Linked DNA regions of Mus musculus: region 2 is linked to region 1. The links are chromatin contacts, found by Hi-C or POLR2A ChIA-PET in ENCODE. All regions are on one chromosome and are shown on one strand. The core of a region is the stretch at or near the end of the contact, and the rest is flanking DNA. Distances in the headings are between cores, read along the strand shown.

Region 1 (3,714 bases), core at 536-3,035:
TGAGGCCAACACAAGGGTCAAGAAATAGGAGGTAGGAAGAGAGGCTCAAATTCTTGACTCTGCACTGAGAGAGAGAGAGAGAGAGAGAGAGAGAGAGAGAGAGAGAGAGAGAGAGACTGTAGGTGATATTAGACACAGAAAACCTACTGGATAAGGGGAAATTGAGACCCAAGAAGAGAAAGTGACTTATGCATAGCAAGGTTGTAGAAGATACAGGACAGGCCAAGGTCACTGCCCCAACTTGTGTACGTATGATGTAGACATGTGTGTACGTGCACATGGAGAGCACAGGTTCATGCCAGGTATCTTCTTCAGTAGCCTTCTACCTTGATTTTTGGTTTTAAAAAATATTTATTTAGCCGGACGTGGTGGCGCATGCCTTTAATCCCTGCACTCAGGAGGCAGAGGCAAGTGGAAAAACAAAAAACCAAAACCAAAACAAAAAAAAATATTTATTTAATTTTTATGTATATCTGTGTGTGAGATACACACAGAGATGCAGGTACTCATGGACAACTTGTGATCCCTTGAATCAATCCCAGCAGTTGTGAGCTGCCCAGTGCTGGTGCTGAGACTCCAGGTGTTTTGTAAGAGGAATACATAACTTCTGACCTCTGAGCCACCTCCCTAGCCCTTCTCTTTATTCTTGAGGCAGGGTCTCACATTAAACCTGGGACATGGCATTTTGGCTAGAGTGGCTGACCAGAGATCTTTCTGCCCTTATCTTCTCCGGACTAGGAATTCAAGGCTATCCCTAAGTCCTGAACCATACTGTCCTGCCCAAGCCTTCTTTAGAGACCCTTGACTCCATGTCCTCGTGTGAAGCCCTCTGAGCCCTACCATGTGGAACACTCTAGCACACACTCCTCCAGGTTCTATATAACAAGACACACTTCCTGCAAAGTGAGCAGAGCCCCTTCAAAAGCTACAACAGTAGCTAGGACTCTGGGAAGATGGCTCGGTCAGTAAAGTGCCATGCCTTGCCGGCATGAGGATCTGGGTGTAAGAACTCAGGTATGGTGGCACACTCGTGACATCTCAGTTCTGGGGAAGTGGAGACAGATTGTTCCTGAGGCTCCCTGGCCAGCCAGCTTACTGGAATCACTGAGTTCAAGGAAAGTGAAAGACCCTGTCTTAAAAACAAACAAGCAAACAAAAACATGGTGGAAAGCTATGAAGAAAAGCGTTCAATATTAACCTCTGATTTCTTTGCACACATGCATATACCCACATGTAACCTGTAACACACACAAACATGGACAAACACATGAACAAACAGACACACATACATGCATATGGACACACACAATGACACACATGGACATACATATATACATGGACACACACAGACACACAGATGCACAGATACACACACACATGTGCATATGGATACACACTGATACATGCAAATATACACATGGATACACACAGACACACAGACACAAACACATGCATACATATGGATACACACACACAGATACAGACACACAGAGACACACATAGGCACTCAGACACACACATAGTAAGAGGAGACTGGTGGCCATCTCTCAAAAGGAGCAGAGAAGCTGCTCTATCAACGCCAAATACATCTCCAGCATCGTTCAGGGTACACTGCCGGAGGCACAAGGCTTTGGGCTAGAAATAGCCTGCTTGGCCACCATTTTGTGCCTTCTTTGACAAGGACATCTGGGCTCCAGAGTGGAGTCTGATCCCTGACATAGTAGGAACGGCACATACAGGACCTAGAGAAATACTCAGCCCTAGAACCTGGGCAGGGCTCCTGGCTATCACACAGCAGCAGCTAGGGCCTGAGTGACTCACAGTGGCTCCCAGGCCAAATCAGGCGGAGGGACAGCCAAGCCAGACACGGCTGTAGGGCTGTGGGGTTGCAAAGGGGTCAAGGGGTCTGCTTTGGTCTGTTACAGGAAAACCTCAACTCCAAAGTACCCAGCTCAGCAAATCAAAAGAGCAGATCCCTTCTTGGGTGGTTCAGCTTAGAATGGCATGGCAGAGCCGCAGAAAGAAAACAAGAGATGGCAAGCAAACCCTGCAACCTCACAGGGAGAGTGAGGTCCCTCTGGGACGGAGGCTGACAGGTCAGGGGGCTTCAACCCCTTCCCTTGGGAACGAGCATGTGGCATTGGGGGAGGTGCACACAGACATGTATGTATAGGCCCAGCAAACATCCACTCAGCAGCTTCCCCAGGGAAACCCAGCTCCATGCAAGGTGCCCGGTGACCAGAAGTCCGACTCTCACGTATCTGGTGCACACCCCCTATAATACTTTTATAGAGTTCCTTGGGAAACACCAGGGTCAGAAGGTTTTACCGAATGGCAAGAGGCCACTGAGATGGCTCAGAGGATAGAGGCCACTAAACCTGGGCATCTGAGTTCCATCCCCAGGACCCACCTGATGGAAGGAGAGAAATGACTCCTACAAGCTGTCTTCCGGCCTCCACATGTCCACCCTGGTACATGTGTGCTCTACCACATAAATAACAAATAAATGTAATGGTTTAAAAGTAAGGTAGGTTCCCCAGACCCACCCCACCTCAGGAAATAACGTTCCACAGCAAGGGCTCTCAGTTGAGCCCCCTGTCAATCTCAGGGATGTGCCTTCTCAAAACATTTACAGCCAGGCCAGACCCCTGCGCACAGCACCGACTCTGAGCTAGCTGTCTTTGGACAGGTTTGAAAAAAAGCCAAACCAGATCCAAGGCCCATCCTGGTAAGCAACGTGGCAACTACCCTCCAGGATGTCTGTTTGAGTCCCATCACTGGGCCCCAAGACACCCATGTTCCTGACAGAACTCTTCAGCCTGAAGCTGGTGAATGGGTCTCGTATCGACTTTGGTCCTGGAAACATGCTATGGAACAAAATTAGTCTCCCAGGAGACCTGTAGCCAACAGCATTCCCATACCAGCTCTCACAGGGTCTCCTCTTACACCTAAAACCCTCTCTGCTGCCACCAAAGCCCAAGGAATAACATCCAGGGCTACAGACTGCTGCAGTTGAGGCCTATCTGCCTCCCCAGCTGCCCCATACCAGGCCACTTCACCACCAAACTGGCTTCCTCTCTCATCCCTCCCAGCCTGGCCCTGCCCATCGCTGGGTTCTACCCTCCCCCAGGCCATACCTTCTCTTGGCTCCCCTTCTCAGCCTCTCCCTCCCATGTGAACACACTCACATGTCTATGTACTATATACATAGTCACACAAATAATATAGTACCAGTTATTATGCAGACAGGACACGCTTGAGTATTTGGGTGTACCCCAAAAAGCCAGACTTTGTTCAAGCCGTGTCCAGGTACAAAATGACCATAATGAAAAATGTGACCTAAGGGGCCAGGTGAGGACACTGCCAGGAAGGAGGAGGCACTGATTGGGTCAGACAGTCCTTGGCTAGAGCCGATGCAGGCACTCTCTAGAACAAGGTGGGCTGCAGGCTCTGGAAGCAGTCGGTTATGCCAGAGAAATATTCAGAACCTGTACTGCAGGGAACTCAGTGAAAGTCTTTACCTCCAGGGCTCTCACAGGCTTCACAAAACCATCAACAGAAGCACCATCTCCTAACTGCCCAAGGCAAGAAGAACCCCTCATTTTTAATAAGGACAAGTTATAAGTGGCCTAAGCTGCATCCTCCAATAGACCAATGTTCTAATCTAGGACTAGCCTACAAAGCAGATGATTTTAACATAGTTGGAAGTCCAAG
Region 2 (4,140 bases), core at 1,624-4,123, 120 kb after region 1:
ATTGCTCAGTGCTCAATGTTCTTCCAAGCCTGCAAGGCCCAAGGAACATCCTGAGAAAGTGAAGCTAACTCCATATACACTTCAAGGTGGTCCTCCTTCCAAGCAAGCCCGGCTTGAATTTGGGAGAAGACCTCAGTGAGTCTGAATTCTGTGCATATTTCCACCATCTCAGTTCCCACCTAAGCACAGAAACAGATCTATCAATCCCAGTCCCAGTTCGTTCATGGAGGAGTCCAGCCCTGGGTGGGAAGATACTTGCTTCCCATCGGCCTCTCCCACAGATACAGGACAAAGACAAGAGCAGATCTCCTACAGGGCACAGTACACAGAACCTTCTTCTGTGTGTTGTGACTCTAAGCCCCCTAGAATCAGGAAATACCTCATGACATTTGGGGGCATCCTAAGTCTCCCTAAACATAATTAATGTTAAAACTCATCAGGTGAGCTTTCCATACAGCAGGCAGCGTCTGAGTAGAAACTGTATCCTGAAGAGGCCATACCCAACTCTTGGAACCCTCTAGAGAGAAGGAGCTGGTTGGAGAAAGGGAAAGCAAGATGTAGAGACTCTAGGAGTGAAGCCTTTAGCAGGAGGGGTCTGCGTGGTTTAGATTAGACATTCTGGGATTAGTGCCCAGGATAGAACAGAAGCTGGGAGAAAGCAAGAGCCTCAAAACTCAAAGCGAGTAAGCATCAGGAATGTTTCCTCCTACTTGGGGGAGACCAATCCAGGTAGGAACACAATGTATTCCCTCCCCAATTCCAGACCAACTGAGCCATTGAAGGGGCTAGTCCCCCAGACACACGGAAGCCTACTCAAAAAGGGAAACCGCAGCCAAGGTGAGGAAATGGGCGGGGAGGGGGCTCGAAGGAGAGGTGGCTAGAACAAACAGATAACATCAGGGAGACTTGTGACAAGCCCGCCTATTCTGCCCGCTATCCCCCCCGTGCTGTATATTTTGGATTTCACCGTTTATTTACTTTTCTTTTTTGGCACCGAGCCCCCGGAGCATGCCAATACAATATTTGTTTAAACACTATTTTATGCCGCTTGCGAGGGAAACGTTTACTTTCAAATTCTCCAACATCCCCCAGAGCCTCGTCTGCAAACAGCATATGAGCGTTTTACAACTGTTCCCTTTATCTGAAGCTGTGGGGATTAAACCTTTACACGCCCAGCGAGGGCGGAGGGGCAAGGGGCCCAGGACATCGTGCGGCCACCGAACAGCAAGATGAAGGATGCCCCAGCTGGGGAACAGAGAGGTACAGAACCCATCCCTTCCCAGTCTCTGAAGGATGAGACTACCAAGAGAAGTCTCTCCTACCCCTGCTCCAACTGGGATCGGCTCTGGGAATCACAGGACAGTTACACACACAGACACACACACAAAGCCTGGAAGGAGAGGCGCCCTGGGGGATCCCCACAAACTCCTTGCGTCTCTGTAGCCAGGTCACTCGAGGTGAAGCGCAAGGGCTCCATCCTTAGTGTCCTCAAGCTCTAAAAGTCAGGTTTCCTAGGAAATGAGAGCAATTGCTGCCGGGCTGAAAAGGAGCCCAGTTGGGTGGACTTCCAGCTCCCGGCGCGGCGGGAGCCCTCTCGAACTCACTCAAGCACACGGTCCCTCCCCCCACCCCCAATCCCGGAGGAAAAAAAACGCTCCCCTCTCTCTAAACCCTTAATAGGATTGGCGCCCAACTCTGTCCGCGCCGCTCCTCATCCATCACACACAGATCAAGTTGCAGTAGTGGATTTTTCAAATTCCTCAGCAAATATACTTGTTGAGAGATTGCTTGGGGGGTGTTAAGTGGGGGCTAGGATGAAAGCGAGGAGTAGGGGGAACCGATCCCTCGGCGAAGGATTACGCGTGGATCCATTCTGGAAGTCAAGGGGATCTGGAGACCTAGGATAAGAGAGAAAGGTAAGGAAGCCAGAACCGAGGTCCAGAGACTGGCGGCGGAGGGAAGGGGCAACAGGGTTCAACGAGAGGGAAAGAAGGAAGAAAGAAAAGACTGGCTCCTGGACGCGGACTCGCAGCGCGGAGAAGTAGAGTTGCAAGTTTCCAAGTGGCCGGCGGCGGTTGCAGCACACCGCACAGTCCCACAGGCGCGCTCCCAGCTGCCCATCTAAGGGAGCTTCGGCGCACCCCAGCCCCCACGTCGCCCCCAAACAGTTCCAGGCTCCAAGCGGTACCACCGGTCAAAGACCGGCCTACCCGAGCAACCCAAGAACAAGAAGCACTTCCCCTCAAGTGGAGGGCTGTGGTAATAAAATCGACCCCGGCCACGAGTTCTGATCCCCAAGATCCTCCTTAAGCCCTGCCGCTGCTGGACCAGGGCACTAATCAGGGTTGCCTTCTTTAGCCGGCCCCCCTAAAATCAGTGTCACGATCTCGATTCCGGTAAACGGATGAGAGACACTCCAAGACCGCCACAGCATCTCAGCCGAAGCTGGCCAGGCTAGGAAGTGCTTCGCCACCAAGAGTAAGGGGAGGAAAAAAAAAAAAAGAAAGAAAGAAAGAAAAGAAAAAAGGAAGGGTGGGAAGGCCAATGCAACTTTACCGAGGAGACAAAAGTTTGCCTCTAGCATGCAGGTGGCCTCTCGGGCGCCGGGCAGTGGTTGCAGGGCCCCATCCCAACTTGGCTGGAGTGGGGCTGCCGAGTGCGGGGGCTCCGGCTGCCGGGGCGGGGCTGGCCAGGCAGAGGAGGGGACCAAGGCGGGCGGGGGACTCGGGCAGTCCCTAAGGACACCAGGCCAGCAGCTCCGGGCGGCTGCGATGCTACGCACGACCCGTGCTCCTTCCTCTGGCTCCTCCTCGCCTTCCTCCGCGTCCTCTGTAGCCGCCGCCGCCGCCTCCCGCTCCTCCTCGAAGTCTCATTGATGAGAGGAGTTTGAAAAAAAGTCCGCGGAGCCGTGCTGCCTCGGCTGGCGAACGCCGGCACTCATGCAATCCATCAGCGTCTCTGGGATGGCGCAGCGCCCCCGCGCGCTGAGCTTGGGCAAACCCTGATCGTCGCGTCCTTAGCTTGCCCGCCCCGCCGCGTGCACCCTGCCTCTGAGGCTGGGGGTGGGGGGACACCACCCTGGAGGGGGATTGCCAGCGGGCGAACACAGACTCTCCCCCACCTCAGCTCCAGCAAGGAAAGCACCCCTTCGGAAAGTTCCAGCGGGGGACCAGAGAACCCAGGAGTTAGGGAGTGGGGGTGGGGGGTGACGACCCAGACGCCACTCTGGAGGAGAAGAGCTGGGACTATCGCAGATTCTTCCAACCCAGTTCGGAGGAAATAAAGCACCCCTACCAGAAAGTTCCAGCTACAGGAGCACACGCCAGTCTCAAACACTTTTTCTAAGGCGCCGGGTTGGGGGGTTGCTAACTCAAGTCAGATGAGCTCCGGAGCTCGGGCGCTGCGACTGCTGGTTTCAATATCTGAACTCCCCCTTTCTTCCCAACCCCCTCAGCCCTCCGCTGGTTGTTCCCAAAACTCCCGGATCCTCTGTGCGCCGTAGCAGAAGGAAGACACGTGGGTTGGGAAGCAAGACTGGATTCACGCAGGCCCTCGTCGCCCGGGCAGCTAGTGCAGGTGCCCGGGGTCCCAGGCGCCCCTCGCCATGGCTCGCTCACGCCGCCATCTGAGAGCACGCCGGCGACAAGTGACGCCAACCTTAGGCTTGCTGCTTATGTTTTGCAGTGAGAGGGGTCTTTCTTTCTTTCTTTCTTTCTTTCTTTCTTTCTTTCTTTCTTTCTTTCTTTCTTTTTCTTTTTCTTTTTCTTTTTTTTCTCTTTTTTTTTTAATCCCGGAGACTCCATTGAAGCTGCTGCAGCCAGATGGAAGTAATCAGAGGGAGAAGGAAGAATTAGGCTCACCGAAGTTGCAGGCCAAAGTGTAGATGAGGCTGTTCATGAAAGCATTTGCTTAAGTAGCCCCGGCTTTCCATACAGTCCAGAACTGTCCACTCCAAGAAGCAAGCAGGCAGCAAATGGCCGTGCCCTCCCAAGCCATGGGACTCAGCTTCCTCTCCTGGGCTCTGCTCTTAGAAAGCTGCCCGCGGGACTTCTTTATATTTCTTCCTGAGGTCTAGTTCCTTTGTATTGCTTAGCCTGCCATAGGGTATCCTCCTTTTAAAGGTGGAGTGACTGATGCCTG

What was found. Hi-C counts contacts between places; a loop is a spot of excess contacts on that map. ChIA-PET counts read pairs that join two places held with the same protein, here RNA polymerase II (POLR2A).
Region 2: a map of heart shows a loop between it and region 1 (2.2-fold over the local background). The contact joins the promoter of Gli2 here to the enhancer-like site in region 1. A Hi-C loop is called at or near these places in 1 of 37 maps with a recorded cell type or tissue (heart). POLR2A ChIA-PET finds 5 or more read pairs at or near these places in 1 of 5 experiments (embryonic stem cell).

Annotation. Positions count from the first base shown.
Region 1 is chr1:118,936,571-118,940,284 of GRCm38, forward strand. All of the region lies in intron 2 of Gli2 (GLI-Kruppel family member GLI2), which reads right to left. Among named protein-coding and RNA genes, the nearest start is that of Mir6346, 16 kb to the right of the region's middle. Within about 2 kb of position 1,786, at least 2 of the 3 ENCODE cell types and tissues checked have a DNase peak (open chromatin) inside an H3K27ac peak, as active enhancers do; they include heart, where a contact is called at or near this core.
Region 2 is chr1:119,050,746-119,054,885 of GRCm38, forward strand. It overlaps Gli2 (GLI-Kruppel family member GLI2), which reads right to left and starts at 2,874. Exons shown (of 14, transcript NM_001081125.1): 1 at 2,557-2,874.